Regions from separate parts of the Homo sapiens genome. Here all the other regions are linked to region 1. Evidence: chromatin contacts called from ENCODE Hi-C data. All regions are on one chromosome and are shown on one strand. Each heading gives the region's core, a stretch centred on a gene start or an enhancer-like site at or near the end of the contact. The rest is flanking DNA. Distances are from core to core; before and after follow the strand shown. Region 1 holds the start of SPATA4 (spermatogenesis associated 4). Region 2 holds the start of TRAPPC11 (trafficking protein particle complex subunit 11). Region 3 holds the start of ING2-DT (ING2 divergent transcript).

Region 1 (4,704 bases), core at 1,646-4,145:
CTTTAGCAAAACTGTTTACAATTAAGCCCCAATCTAGCTGGGCGTGGTGGCTCATGCCTGTAATTGCTGCACTTTGGAAGGCCAAGGCTGGAGGATTGATTCCTCAAGCCCACAAGTTCAAGACCCGTCTTTATAAAAAATTTAAAAACTGACCAATCATTGTGGTTTGCACCTGTAGTCCCAGCTACTTGGGAGGCTGAGATGAGAGGCTGGGGTGGGAGGTTCACTTGAGTCCAGGAGGTCAAGGCTGCAGTGAGCCCTGAGCACGCCACCGCACTCCAGCCTGCGCAACAGCATGACTCTGTCTCAAAAACAAAAACAAATAAACCCTAACCTATAGATCTAACCTACCTCTCTAGCCATTATCATCTAAACCTTTGGTTGACAATGTCTCTTTGGTTGATAATGCCTAAACACTTTCTCTAACCCTAATGGGTTCTGTTCTTTCCTAAAACTCATTTAAAAAACCCCTCATATTTCTATGCAATTGCTCCCATTAGTCACTCTGTGTGAGATTGCCCCTTCATCATCCAAATAAATTTCCAAGATCACCTTTGAAGCAATCATCTATGCTTACTGAGCACTACGTGCTGCACATTGTTTTAGGCTCTTTATAGATTTCACTTATTTAATCTCTACAGCTCTGTGGTGTATCCTATTTATTTCCATATTTTACAAATACAAATGTTAAATAACTTGCCCAAAGTCATATAGCTAATAAAAGGTAGTGTGAACCCAGAAACTCTGAGACAGGTCTCAGTTAATTTAGAAAGTTTATTTTGCCAAGGTTGAGGATGAGCACCCGTGACACAGCCTTAGGAGGTCCTGACATGTGCCCAAGGTGGTCAGGGCAGTTTGGTTTTATACATTTTAGGGAGACATGAGACTTCAGTCGACATGTGGAAGATGAACATTGATTTGGTCTGGAAAAGGTGGGACAACTAGAAGCAAAGGCAGGACAACTCAAGCAGGGAGGGGGCTTCCAGGTCATAGGTAGATGGGAGACAAATGGTTGCATTCTGTTGAGTTTCTGATGAGCCTTTCCAGAGTAGGCAATCAGGTATGCATTTAGCTCAGTGAGCTAAGCGGTGACTTTGAATAGAATAGGAGGCAGGTTTGCCCTAAGCAGTTCCCACTTTGACTTTTCCCTTTAGCTTAGTGATTTGGGGGAGGTGGGGGGGGTCCCAAGATTTAATTTCCTTTCACAGTAGAAATGGCTATTCAAAGCTTTCATCTTAAAAATCAGCTTAAAATACCACCTTCTAAGATCCAAATTAATGGTCATCTCTTTTGAGAGGACTTCTTACACTCTCCCAGGCCAAAGTATTTGCTTCCTTTCTGGTGCTAACATATTTTTACCATGGCAGAGCTTTTCAGTGTATGTAATCTTTTCACTGATATTTCTATCTCTGAATCTCTTATAAATGATCTGCCGCACAGAGCTGTCCAATCGAAATTCCTGTAGTGATGGAACAGTGCTGTGTCTGTCCTACCCAACATGGCAGCCACTAGCTACATATGGCTATTGAGCAGGTAAAATGTAGCCAGTGGAACTGAGTTTATTTAAATTTAAGTTTAAATAGCCACATGTGGCTAGTGGCTACCATATTGGATGGTAAAGATCTAGCACATACTCCAGGATAGTTCCTCAGAAAAGGTTTACAGAATGAATGAATCATTCATTAAAACTTTTTTAGCCTAACAGAAAACACTTACATAGCTTCAGTTTTGGTTTTCTTTTTTAACCACATACAGAATACACTGGTTTACTTTATTAATAAGCATGTATATGAATAAACATTAAAAATATTACATAGTATCATTATCAAGATCTATCCCATATTTTACCATGTGTATGTATCCACAGGGCCTGTCACCTGGCTCTCTGCAGCCTCAAGTTCCTGAGCTCAAGCAATCCTCCCACCTCAGCATCTGGAGTACTTGAGAGTACAGGTGTGCACCACCACACCCAGCTATTTTGTTTGTTTGTTTGTTTTGTAGCGAAAGTCTCTCCACCTTGTGTTGCCCAGGCTGGTCTTGAACTCCTGAGCTCAAACGATCCTCCCGCCTCCACCACCCAAAGTGCTGGGATTACAGGCATGACCCACTGTGCCCTGCCAAGCAAAAAAAAACAAAAAACAAAAAACAAAAAACAAAAAACTGTGGCTGTAAAAATTTTTAATGGATTTTAATAATTAAGCTTACATATTTATAATTGCCTATGCCAACTTTGCAGTTGTTTTCATTGTGTTCAGATAGATCCCAAGTGACTAGATGAATGCGTGGCACATAATATGGACTCAATACATATTTGTTGAATTAATGAAGGAATTATGCCTACTAGGAGATTTTAATTAAGTGTGAAAATCTAACCTACACATCGTTTTCAAATATTAATGTTTACAAATACTTAATGCAATAATTAAGGAAATAGTTATGTTAAATTTTGTGGACATTCATTTCCATTTCAAAGATTTTTTTCCCCCATCTCTTCCAATTCCCAAACAAAAACTGTCCTTGGCCTCTGGAGTCTTCTCACACCACTCCTCAAACTAGACGACTGAAAATAGGCCTTTGGCTGGGCAGAAACCAACAATATTTAAAATACAAAACTTATGAACGATGACATAAGAAAAAAAAAGCTCTAAATAGGTTAACAGTGAGGCCAACTAAATCTGAGACTGAAAGCGCTCCCCAGACCGCAGCCACACCACTGGGACCCCAGCTTTGCCTCCCTCGATACCCGGCCCCGCGGTCCAAAATCTGAGTAAAGCGGAAGTACGGGCGGCTGCTGCGGCGCTTGCGCAGGCGCTGAGGTCTCGCCCCATAAGACTCCGCCCCGCCCCACGAGACCGCGCCGCCAGCAATAAGGCCCAGCCCCGCCTTCTGCTGTTGCCGCAGCAACCCAGAAAGCGTCATGGCTGCCGCCGGCCAGGAAAAAGGGTATTTGACACAGACTGCGGCAGCCCTAGACAAGTCACCGTCACTTTCGCCACAGCTAGCAGCTCCCATCCGAGGGAGGCCTAAGAAGTGTCTGGTCTATCCGCATGCGCCGAAGAGCTCCCGCTTGTCTCGTTCCGTTCTGCGTTGGCTTCAGGGTCTGGATCTCAGCTTCTTCCCCAGGAACATCAACAGGTGCTTGAGTAAGCCAGTCCTAGGCCCCCCCGGTGGGCGCCCCGCCTGCTTTCCGCCGCCTGCCAGGCCTCAGATTGCCTACCCTGGCCTGGCTTATGTTTCAAATCAAGACCCCCCCACCCACGTACACACACGAAAACACTATTAGGGAACAAGGCTTTAACAAAATACCACGATACATCTTGTTTATTCAATTAATCAACCAATCATTAAATTGTGGACAATATAGAATGCTTTGGTGACTACAAAAATATTAAAATAGTCAAAGCTTTTTCTTTAGTGATATTGGGCATTAATACTGGTAAGGACGGCCGGGCACAGTTGCTCATGCCTGTAATCCCAGCATTTTGGGAGCCGAGGCAGGCGGATCACCTGAGGTCAGGAGTTGAGTAACAGCCTGACCAACACGGTGAAACCCCGTCTCTACTAAAAAATACAAAAAATTAGCCCAGTGTGGTGGCGGGTGCCTGTAATCCCAGCTACTGGGGAGGCTGCAGGCAGGAGAATGCTTGAACCCGGGAGGCGGAGGTTGCTGTGAGTCGAGATTATGCCGCTGCACTCCAGCCTAGGTGGCAGGGTAAGACTCTGTCTCAAAAAAAAAAAAAAAAAAAAAAAAAAAAAATACTGGTAAGGATCAGTTTACCCTTTGTCGGAGATGGCATCTAGTTTGAGAGTTACCAACAAGTTTTTAAAGTTGCTGCTTAATTGTAGGCACTTTGTATGTAACTGGCAGCTAATATTTGCTCTGGGAATGCAAACTAAATTCTATAAAAAGGCAATGAATCTTTTGCAGAACTCTGGTTTAAAGTAGTCTCTCCTTATCAGAGAGGCATAGGTTCCAAGATCCCCAGTGGATGGCAACTGTGGATACTACAGAACCCTCTGTCAGAACACATTTCTGTTTATGTCTTCCATCCACAAATTTAATGCCTTTTTAAAAATCTTAACTAAGCACTTATCACACACTGTGGCTGAAAGTTTTTCAGTTTGAGGTGTGATGCCGAAACTATCAAGAATTTCTTTTTCTTCATATTTCAGGAATATGATTCATTCCTACCATTGTAACCATTCTTACAACTTTCTATTAAGTCAAGAACTTTCATCTTTTCACCTAAAGGAATAATTTTATGGTTTCTCTCTGGCATATCTGAATCACCAGCATCACTGCTCTTGCACTTTGCACACAAGCGCACCACACTGTACAGTTGATCTGATGACTAAAAGGTGACTGATGTCTACAACGTGGAGACTCTGGACAAAGGGAGGACTCACATCCTAGGCAACACAGAGCAGGCAGGGAGGTTTCATCAGACTGCCCAGAACAGAGTACAATTTAAAAGTTACAAATTATTTCTTGAATTTTCCATTTAATATTTTCCGACTGTGATTGACCCAAGGTAACTGAAACTGCAGAAAGCAAAACTGCAGATAAGCGGGGGACTAGTTTACTAATTTGTCTTCAGTATTACTTACAACCATGCCTCTGAAATTTTAAAGTGCATATGAATCACCTGGGGATCTTCTTGAAATGCGGATTCAATACAAATTAACAGTTTGGGTTCATCAAAA
Region 2 (4,704 bases), core at 1,453-3,952, 7.5 Mb before region 1:
CCAGGAGTTCAAGACTGGCCTGGGAAACATAGTGAGATCCTGTCTCTAAAAGAAATAAAAAAGAAAATAGCCGGGCATGGTGGTGCTCACTTGTAGTCCCAGCCACTTGGGAGGCTGAGATGGGAGGATCACTTGAGTCTAGGTGTTTAAAGTTACAGTGAACTATGATTGTGCCACTGCACTCCAGCCTGGGTGACAGAGCAAGATTGTGCCACAAAAAAAAAAAAAAAAAAAAAAGTTATTCCAAACAAAATTATCACTACATTTTAAATATAATCTTATTTGAAAAAGAATGTGTCATGAGGCTCTTTTAAAAGGTAATCTGGCCGGGCGCGGTGGCTCACGCCTGTAATCCCAGCACTTTGGGAGGCCGAGGCGGGCGGATCACAAGGTCAGGAGATCGAGACCATCCTGGCTAACATGGTGAAACCCCGTCTCTACTAAAAACACAAAAAATTAGCCGAGTATGGTGGTGGGCGCCTGTAGTCCCAGCTACTCGGGAGGCTGAGGCAGGAGAATGGCGTGAACCCGGGAGGCGGAGCTTGCAGTGAGCGGAGATCGCGCCACTGCACTCCAGCCTGGGCGACAGAGCGAGGAGACTCCGTCTCAAAAAAAAAAAAAAAAAAAAAAAAAGGTAATCTACACCAGTATACCAGTATATTATGGAGAAGTCTAACACAATCTTTGTGAAAAGTGAGGCACACTTAGGCTAATACCTAATCCCCAAAACATGGAATATTTTCAACTGAAAGGTTAATTTAGGAAAGACTATTAGTCTTCTCATGTTTACATACTGAAAGAACAACAGGTATTCAATAAATGATTTGCAAAGCTTGCCAGAAATGTCTACAACAGATTGTTTTAGAATTGTTTAAATATTTTTAGGACAGGATTAAGTTATGAGGGCAAAGGATTGCATGTTCAGAGAAAGAAACAGTCTAGTTCTGGGTAATGTAGGAATGAAAATTAAAAAGGGGTGACCAGGCTGGGTACAGCGGCTCACGCCTGTAATCCCAGCACTTTGGGAGGCCAAGGCGGGCGATTCACGAGGTCAACGGTTCAAAACCAGCCTGGCCAATAGGGTGAAACCCCGTCTCTACTAAAAATACAAAAATTAGCCGGGCATGGTGATGCGTGCCTATAGTCCCAGCTACTCGGGAGGCTGAGGCAGGAGAATGGCTTGAACCCGGGAGGCGGAGATTTCAGTGAGCCGAGATCGCACCACTGCACTCCAGCCTGGGCAACAGAGCAAGACTCCGTCTCAACAACAACAACAAAAAACAAGTGACCAAAATACAATACGGGCCCCTTTGCTTAATATGAACGAGTCTAGACTAGAGGCCATTTCCTGTAATAACTCCAGAGGCCCAAAAGACATAGCTGTGGTCTTTAAATATGGAGTTGAAATAAGAGGAACTAAAAATGACTGTCATCCAATAGAAATACAAGTCACATAAATAAATTAAAAATTTCTAGCAGTCATATTAAAAAGTAAAACGTGGATGGAATTCATTTTAATATTCAATTTAACGCAGTACAGTATGTCCAAAATATTATCATACTGACAATAATATAAAAGTTATTAATGACATATTTTACCTTTTTTTGTACTGAGTCTTCAAAATCTGGTGTGTATTTCACACTCACAGCACATCTCAATTCAGACTAGCCTATTTCAAATGCCTGATGTAGCTACTGGCTACAGAACTGGACAGCAGAGATCTAAATTATGGGAAATGTGTCCCAAAATTGCTGCACGAAAATTGTATCAGAAAGTCTTGCCACATTCTCCTATGTCACCTGAAATGGTCGTGCTTATTCTGCAGCAAAGGAATTTGAATGAGAACCCCGATAACGCACAGGCGCAGATCGAATGGATTTCAATGACAGGCTGGAAGGAGAAATTTTCAGATATCCAATGGAGCAACCAACGAAACTATACACGAAAGGAGGCGCAGCTATAGAAGGTGAATAATGGATGGGAGATCAAGTAATGCAAGGGAAGTAAACTGGAAACTAGCGTGAAAGATAAGAAAGGTGACCCAATCAAATTGGCAACTAAAAAAACCCCAAAACCTAATGTGGTTACTTTTTTTTTCTTTTAACTAACTGGAAGTTCAGGGTGTTAGGACACAAGGCTGCTAAGAATGGGATTCAGAGATGTTCAACTACAAAACGAACAAAAGAGGAACGACAGTGTGGGGACGAAATGATGTTTCGATGTTAAAGATGAGAAGCAACAATCCAACGTAGGAGAAACACCGTCCCCATGGTCCCAGTATCTGTTCTGGTAGCTCCAGTGAGGAAAGGTAGAGAAATAACCTTGCAGTCCCTAAAGGCAGATATCTTCCTCCTCTTATTCCCCCGTCTTAAACCTGGGAGGCCCTAGAAACGGGTGCGTCTTTCCTCGGGTCTAAAAGAGAAGTGCCAGGATTGCACCCGTCGATGGGATTGCAAAACGCAGGCCCCCAAACCAGCATTGTTAAGAGCTAGCTCTCTTCCTCGGCGGTCCCGCCTGGCCCCGCGGGTCTCCGGGCCCGGACTCACCCAGGCCCCACGCCCCGGGCCCGCTGCAGCTGAGGCCGGTCGCCGCCAGCCGGGAGAAGACGAGGGGAGGCGGGGGGATGTCACAGAACGCCGTGGCCCGTCCCCACCGCCGCAGCCCCACAGCCAGTTCCAACAGGCGAGACTTCCCTGTACCCACCTCCCCCGGCACAGGAAGCACTTTCTGGGCCTGAGTGACCGCGCTCTACACCAATCGCTGTCCCGGAACTTTACGCCGCTCCTCCAAGCGTCAGGGAGACGCTGCACTTCCCAGGCCCCACCAGCCGCGGCTCCGGCTCGTAGCCCACAGCCCACTGCCGGCGGCTGGGCGCTGCCGAGGCTCGGGGCGCGCGCAGTTGGCGTCTGCCAGTGCCAAGACTGTGCCGCCCCCACAGCCGAGGCGCGAAAGGGGGACGCCCGGCCTCTGGGCCGCTGCCTTCGCTTTCTCTTCGTTGTTGCGAACGCCGTCCGCTCAGGAGGCGCCCCGCGACCGGCGCGATGAGTGCCAACGAGGACCAGGAGGTGAGCCCCCCGGCTCAGGGCCCTCTCCCAGCGCGGGCGCGGCGCGCAGCCCCGGGCCCCCGTGAGACCTGGTGCCCGGACAGCCTGCCCGGCACGTGCCCTGTGCCCTCGGAGCCGGCCGGGGTGCCCCGAGTTCACCGGCGTCCCACCCAAGCGCGCGTGAATGGCCAGGAGTCCGCCTCTGCCACTCTTCCCCCCTCATTTTTCATTTTTGCAAATCCGGGAGTCTCCCCTGGTTACTTAATAACAGGGATGAGCGTCCTTGGTGCACGATCCAGTGCTCTTGGCTCTCCTTGAATCCCATGTGTTCAGTGCCTGTTTACTGAGTTAGGCTGATCACCTTTAAATTTTAGTCTGGTCATCTTTAAATCTCTTGGCTAGTAGAGGGCTAATTGAGTTAGTTACATTTCTCATGGAAGAAAATGACACTGGTGGTGCATCTGAGTTTCTGTCCATATTGTTTGGGGAAATCTTTTACCCATCTGTCTGTTTTGAGCATTCATGTACCACCTGAATTTATGGTTTATGCTCAAATATTTCCTTGTGAGATGCCATTTTGACATTGAATCATATAATATTAGAGTTGGGGGGTGGGTGCTACGGGCCATCTGTAGGGGAACCTTCTAACTTTGATAGGTGGGTCGATGATAGCCGCAGGGCTGCACAGTAAGTACGTGGTAGAATCGGGACTAGAAACCAGGTCTTATTGGGTGGTAGATAAGTTCACTGTTAATTTAAAGTATAATGCTTGAAACTTACTACTTTTACATGATAAATGTAATAGAATCTCTGGATTGGAAGTTAACCTTTAAAGGACCCAAAGTCCAACAAGCTAGCTAGTTGATATCTGAATCTCTTCTAAAATATTCTTGCCGGGTGAATTTCTAAGTGAATGCGTTAATAGCTTCTTCTCCCTGCAAAGCAAAGAACATACAGTGTAATGTTTCTCAGAGTTGGACCATAGTCCCCTACCTTAGAACCATTTAGATGGTTGCTAGAAAACAGATGCGTGCACTCCACCCCAGACCTACTGAATCAGAATTTCTGTGGTGGGCCCAGGAATCTCCAGTTTAACAAGAAAATTTCATTCTTCTTTCAGATGACCGATGTTCTGATCTTTGAAGATAGTTTCCTGCCCAGTTTCTCAGACCTTCTCTGAGGAAGTGGTTCCTTTTAGCTTGTCTTCATATATCCATTCTTTGTTAATCTCTTCACTATCCTGGAATCACGTGTTTGTGGACAGATTTTAATTTTTTAAATGTCCTGTTTCAAAATTGTGGCATCTTGCTGTTTTGTCTAGTTAAATTTACTGTCAACTGAAATCTTTTAAGTGCTTTATACAAAGCAATTTGTCTTTCATCTTCAACTTCTACATTTAGGTATCTGAGTATTGATACAAGTTCTACTTACCCTGCTAAATTTCATCATTAGCTTGCTTTTCAAAGACTTTTTGGATTCTTATTCAGCCATCAGCATTATTCACTGTCCCAACAAATTGTCATCCACAAATTTAATAAACTTGCCTCCTATTTTTGTACCTGTCCAAGTCATAAATTAAAATATGGGAAAGGATTAGGGACAGAAGGAGTAGTACTATATCTTGAGTAAGGTTTTTGTTCCAATCTAATCTTAGTTATT
Region 3 (4,704 bases), core at 141-2,640, 7.3 Mb before region 1:
GACTGCTCTCCTCCGGGCCGGGGCAGGAGCGCGGAGGAAGGCCCCCTCAGTCCGCCTCCGCGGCCTCTCGCCCCCTCCCCCCGCACGTTCCAAAGCACCCGCACTCCGGGGTGGGGGCGAGTGAGGTGGGGAAGCGCGCCCCGCAGACCAGCGGGAGCCCGGCCGCTCACTCCCTCCGACCCTTGCCCGGCTGCAGTCCCGGGCCGGGGCCGCAGGGTCTGCGGCACGGGGCGGGCCAGCGCCTGAACAAATGCTTGCTGCTTAAAATGGCTGATTCCCCTCAGCGGCAGCTGCAGCCGCTGGGTCTGCAGCGGGGGCTGACAAGCGGCCCCCACCCCCACTCTGGGGACCCCAGAGAAGTACTCGCCCACCGCGGGGCCACGGAGGGCCGCCAACCCGGTCTCCAGTCCTCCCAGTCCCGCTCGGCAGACCCTCGGTGCGCTCGGGGAGACTGTCACGGGAGAAAGGGAAGGTGGCACTCCCCCGGACAGGCTCCCCGCCACCGGCTCCCGAGGCCGGCAGCCCCGCGGCTCCTACCTTGATATTTGTTGTCCAGCTCTCGCAGCACAGACACGTTCCTCTGCATGTCGTGGGGCAGCGACTCCACGCACTCAAGGTAGTCCTGCACGTAGCAGGTGAGCAGCCGGCTCCGCTCCCCGGTCAGGAGCGCGGCCGACGAGTACAGTTGCTGCTGCTGCTGCCCTAACATCCTGCCGATCCGCGCCGTCGCCGCCGCCTCCGCATCCAGCAGCCGCACATGCACCGGCCGCGGCCGCCGCGGGCCCTCAGCTCAGCAGCCCGGCGCCGCGGGGACCCCGCAGCCGCTCGAGAGGGCACGGCCGCGCTCCCCGATCTCCACTCCCCCCAGAGCAGCCCTCACTCCCCGCCCCCGCAGCACCAGCCCAGGGGCGGGGCGAAACCGGGGCTCCCTCCTTTCTCCCCTCCCGCTCCAGGACCGGAGCAGTGGGGATCCCCTCGGCGGGGCCGGCGCCGGGGTCCCGGGCGCTGACACTTCCTGTCCCCCTCGGAGTCCCCAGATGCTACGAGTGCCGTCTCGCAGCCCGGATCCCCATGACAAGCCCGTCGCCGCCCGCCTGTCCCCAGTCACCCTCCGTGCCTCACGGAGAGCCTCCCGCTAGCCTGCCCCCGCCCCTCCGCCCGCGGCCGCCTCTGCGCCTGCGCAGCGCTCCCTGCGAATAAGGCCGGGGCCCGCCCCTACCGCCTACCGGAGGGTTCGCATTCTCCCGCCTTCGCTCCGCCGCCCGGGCGATTGGTCTGCCGGCTCTGGGCTAGCGGGGGAGGGTGTGGGGGGCGGCCAAACGGCAGGCCGCGCCCCGCCCCCCTTAAAGGGGAAGCCCGGGGAGCCAGTCTCTGCGCCTCGCGTCTGAATGGGACCCGGGAGGGGAGGCGGCTCGGTCCTTCGTGCCGTCCTCCCCGCTGGGAGGGGCAGCTCCAGCTCCGCTCGGCTCGCTCCGCCCGGCCACACCGGCTTTTTCCCCATCAGGCGGTCCGAGTGCGGCTCCTCGCGAGCCTGCAAAGGAGCAGCAGGCGGTTCCTTTTCGGACGACCTGGAGCGAGGCCTGCGGGACTGCGCGCCCCGGCGGGCGGCGTGCGGCTCCCGGCATGCGCGGCGGCTGCGTTCCCGCCGCCTCCGAGCTCGCCTGGGGCTGCCGCCCGCCTCCTGCCGGGCCCTCGGGCTCGCCCGGCACCGCGGGGCTTGATCAGGGAGGTAGGCGGTGCTCCCTCCGGCCCCCGGCGTCGTGTGCCCTGCGGGTTTCGTGGCCCTTCCCCTACGCTGGAATCTTCTGTGTCATTTAGGGGGAGGGGATGCGGGACGGCATCTGTTTGACAACGCATTGGTCCCACAGACAGCCTTTAAAAACAACTGCTTTTGGGGGGTGTCAGAACATTTAAGCACAGGACGTCGGTGAGGCTTCCTGGCGGAGTGGGGCACACGCCAGCTTTACGGGACTTTTTGCTCAGTCCTGCCCCAGGACTGCAATCGGAGGGGACCTGGGGCATGGAGGAGACGCGAGTGAAAACCTAGTCAGCGGGCGGGCCCTCGGCCCCATAATCTACGTGATCTCCTAGTGGGGTTTAATTTCGGTGTAGTGTAAATGAGATGTCAGGCAGAGGAGCTGATTTTAATTACAGATGGACATTTTTGAAAGAAATGGGTGCAAATAGAATGAATGCATGGATAATTTTAATGGAATGCCTATGTAAACAAGGCCAATTGTGAGTACTACCTTTGAGTTAAAATGTGAGTGAGTGGTGACAAATTTGGATCTTCTTAGATCCAGTTTGCAGCGTTGGTACACCTGAATGGTGACCTATTTAGAGCACTTTTGAAACAGCTGTTAATAGTAACTAGCCTTTGACTTGCAAAGAGAAATCTAGATCTTTATCTAGAGGAAATTTTAAATTTCAAACCAAAATAAAGCACTCCAGGCAATTTGACATCTTGGGACGTCAACTATTTCAAAGGACTGGGAAATTGTCTTGGGTTATTATCCTAGGACACTGAGGTTTGGGCCAGTATTAAGCAACCCAGACAGTACAGTGGATAGTATTTCTGAGAACATTCTGGGATTTTACTGTTCGTGAAATCTTTCGGCCGGGTCTTGTCAAAAAACCGCCACTGTGAAGAACTGAATTTTACTGGTTTTTACTTGAACCCTGCTATTTTTGTTTTCTCACAAGTTTGAATAAGCTGGTCTTTATCAAAGGCGCAAAATAATGTGGGGTGCCTTGTTACAGGTCAGACACCGAATGTACCTATGGATTTTATTCAGTCTGATAAGTGATCTGCAAGTAGATAAGAAATGTGTTTAGAAACTAGAAGGGGAAAAAGGCAAAGATGCAGAATACCTAGAGTACTCCAGAAACAGAGCAAGATGAGAGGAGGGATGAGCATGGGATAGGAGACATTTATAGCATTATTGTCACCTTTTATAATTCTGTTGAACAGGCTGGTAAAAAAGCAAAAACAATCCAAAGAATATTTTAGCTGGTACTGATCTAAAACTGTAAAACACTGTAATATGATAATATATGTATATGTATGAATTATTTTAGGCATGCTTTTCTTGCTATATTTATTTTAAGAGATTAATCTACGGCTTATTCTTGCCACCCCCAAAAAAAATCGCCACAAACCCTAAACCCAACTCTTGACCTTGGTTATTGAGCGCTGTCCTTCCCTTCTGAGTGGTCACTTAACTGGAAATATGGGGCCTCTTCAGATTGAATTTCTTGTCTTCTAAATGCAAAATTTAAAATCTCCCGTTCTCAGCAACTAGAAATTAATTTATGGTATTTAATCCTGTGAATAAAGCAAAAAGGCATTTTATTTGCTCTACAGTGTATTATCTACCATAAAGCAACCCTAAAAAAAAGATAAGTAACTGATCTCCCCAAATTAGTCTGGGATTACCTTGAATTTCTAAGTCTGACTTTAAGAGGTCCCTGGCAGGAAATGTGTACGCCTCCGTACCTGTCTCTTGGGGAGAGCAACAACTTCAAACTGGTTGAAAACAAACTGGCAAGTAATGGTGAAAGATTCCTAAAGATGCCTGCTGAGAAAATTCAGCTTCTGTTTGAGTCAGATCAAATAAATGAAATCCTTTTCTTTTTTCTACTTTTTAATATTTTTAAACTTTTATGGAAATTTTCAAAGGCAAAAGTAATACTACAATAAATCCTTATATACCGTCTACCCAGCTTCAACATTTAGCAACATATGGCTAAGATTATTTAATCTATAGCCCTTCACATTCCCTCACTCTTGCTGGATTTTTATCATTTTATCTGTAAATACTTTAAATATGAATAATATGAATAGGTAAAATATAATAGTTGTTTTTTGTTTGTTTGTTTTTGAGACTGAGACTTGCTTTTGTCGCCCAGGCTGGAGTGCAATGGGGCGATCTTGGCTCTTTGCAACCTCCGCCTCCCAGGTTCAAGCGATTCTCCTGCTTCAGCCTCCCAAGTAGCTGAGATTACAGGTATGTGTCACCATGCCCAGCTAATTTTTGTATTTTTAGTAGAGAGGGGGTTTCACCATGTTGGTTAAAGCTGGTGTGGAACTCCTGACCTCCAGAGATCCGCCCGCCTTGGCCTGCCAAAGTGCTGGGATTACAGACGTGAGCCACCATGCCTGGCCAAGATAACAGTTTTTTAAGCATATCCGTAATACCATGTATTCTGCCTCCCCAAATTTTCTTACTATCATTTAATAACTACACAATTCAAATTTTCCTATTGTCTCAGTAAATCTTTCACATTTGGTTTAACAGGATCCAGCAAATCCCATGCATTTTATTTGGTTACTGAGGTCTTTTCCAAACCAGTAAGAGGCAGTTAATTCCCTGTTTAATTCAGTGAAGCAGAGAGCAATGTTTTTCTGAGGAAGATATTTAAGTAGTTTAAAATCACTGCTTTAAATATGGAGAAATTCAAGAAGAAATCCTCATATGAAAAGTCACCAATTGATAGCGTGTTGTAAGAAATGTAATTGTACCTGATGCAAATAAATAAATCCTTAGTAATCTAGGAGGCTGTGTTAGAGTGTAATTTGTTCTAGAAGGTCCAGTGAAGCATCTTAAATTATAGTGAAAAACCCTAAAACTTTAAATCAATTCATTAGTACAAAAAGCAACTAAAGAAAAACCTAATAGTCCTGTAATCCCAGCACTTTGGGAG

The links. Hi-C counts contacts between places; a loop is a spot of excess contacts on that map. Pooled maps may share reads with other maps.
Region 2: a loop to region 1 is called in a pooled map, with 11 times the contacts of the local background. The contact joins the promoter of TRAPPC11 here to the promoter of SPATA4 in region 1. A Hi-C loop is called at or near these places in 5 of 50 pooled maps.
Region 3: a loop to region 1 is called in a map of CD8-positive, alpha-beta T cell, with 12 times the contacts of the local background. The contact joins the promoter of ING2-DT here to the promoter of SPATA4 in region 1. A Hi-C loop is called at or near these places in 3 of 168 maps with a recorded cell type or tissue (CD4-positive, alpha-beta memory T cell, CD8-positive, alpha-beta T cell and naive thymus-derived CD4-positive, alpha-beta T cell) and 8 of 50 pooled maps.

The regions. Positions count from the first base shown.
Region 1 is chr4:176,193,776-176,198,479 of GRCh38, reverse strand. It overlaps SPATA4 (spermatogenesis associated 4), which reads left to right and starts at 2,895. Exons shown (of 6, transcript NM_144644.4): 1 at 2,895-3,135. The coding sequence starts at 2,918.
Region 2 is chr4:183,657,291-183,661,994 of GRCh38, reverse strand. TRAPPC11 (trafficking protein particle complex subunit 11) reads right to left here and starts at 2,702. Exons shown (of 30, transcript NM_021942.6): 1 at 2,548-2,702. It overlaps RWDD4 (RWD domain containing 4), which reads left to right and starts at 2,810. Exons shown (of 8, transcript NM_152682.4): 1 at 2,810-3,066. The coding sequence starts at 3,043. RefSeq lists silencers at 2,391-2,680, 3,051-3,260, 3,075-3,295 and enhancers at 2,027-2,814, 2,771-2,900, 2,815-3,603.
Region 3 is chr4:183,501,201-183,505,904 of GRCh38, reverse strand. ING2-DT (ING2 divergent transcript) reads left to right here and starts at 1,390. Exons shown (of 3, transcript NR_033995.2): 1 at 1,390-1,729. It overlaps ING2 (inhibitor of growth family member 2), which reads right to left and starts at 847. Exons shown (of 2, transcript NM_001564.4): 1 at 538-847. The coding sequence starts at 709. RefSeq lists silencers at 1-505, 726-1,765.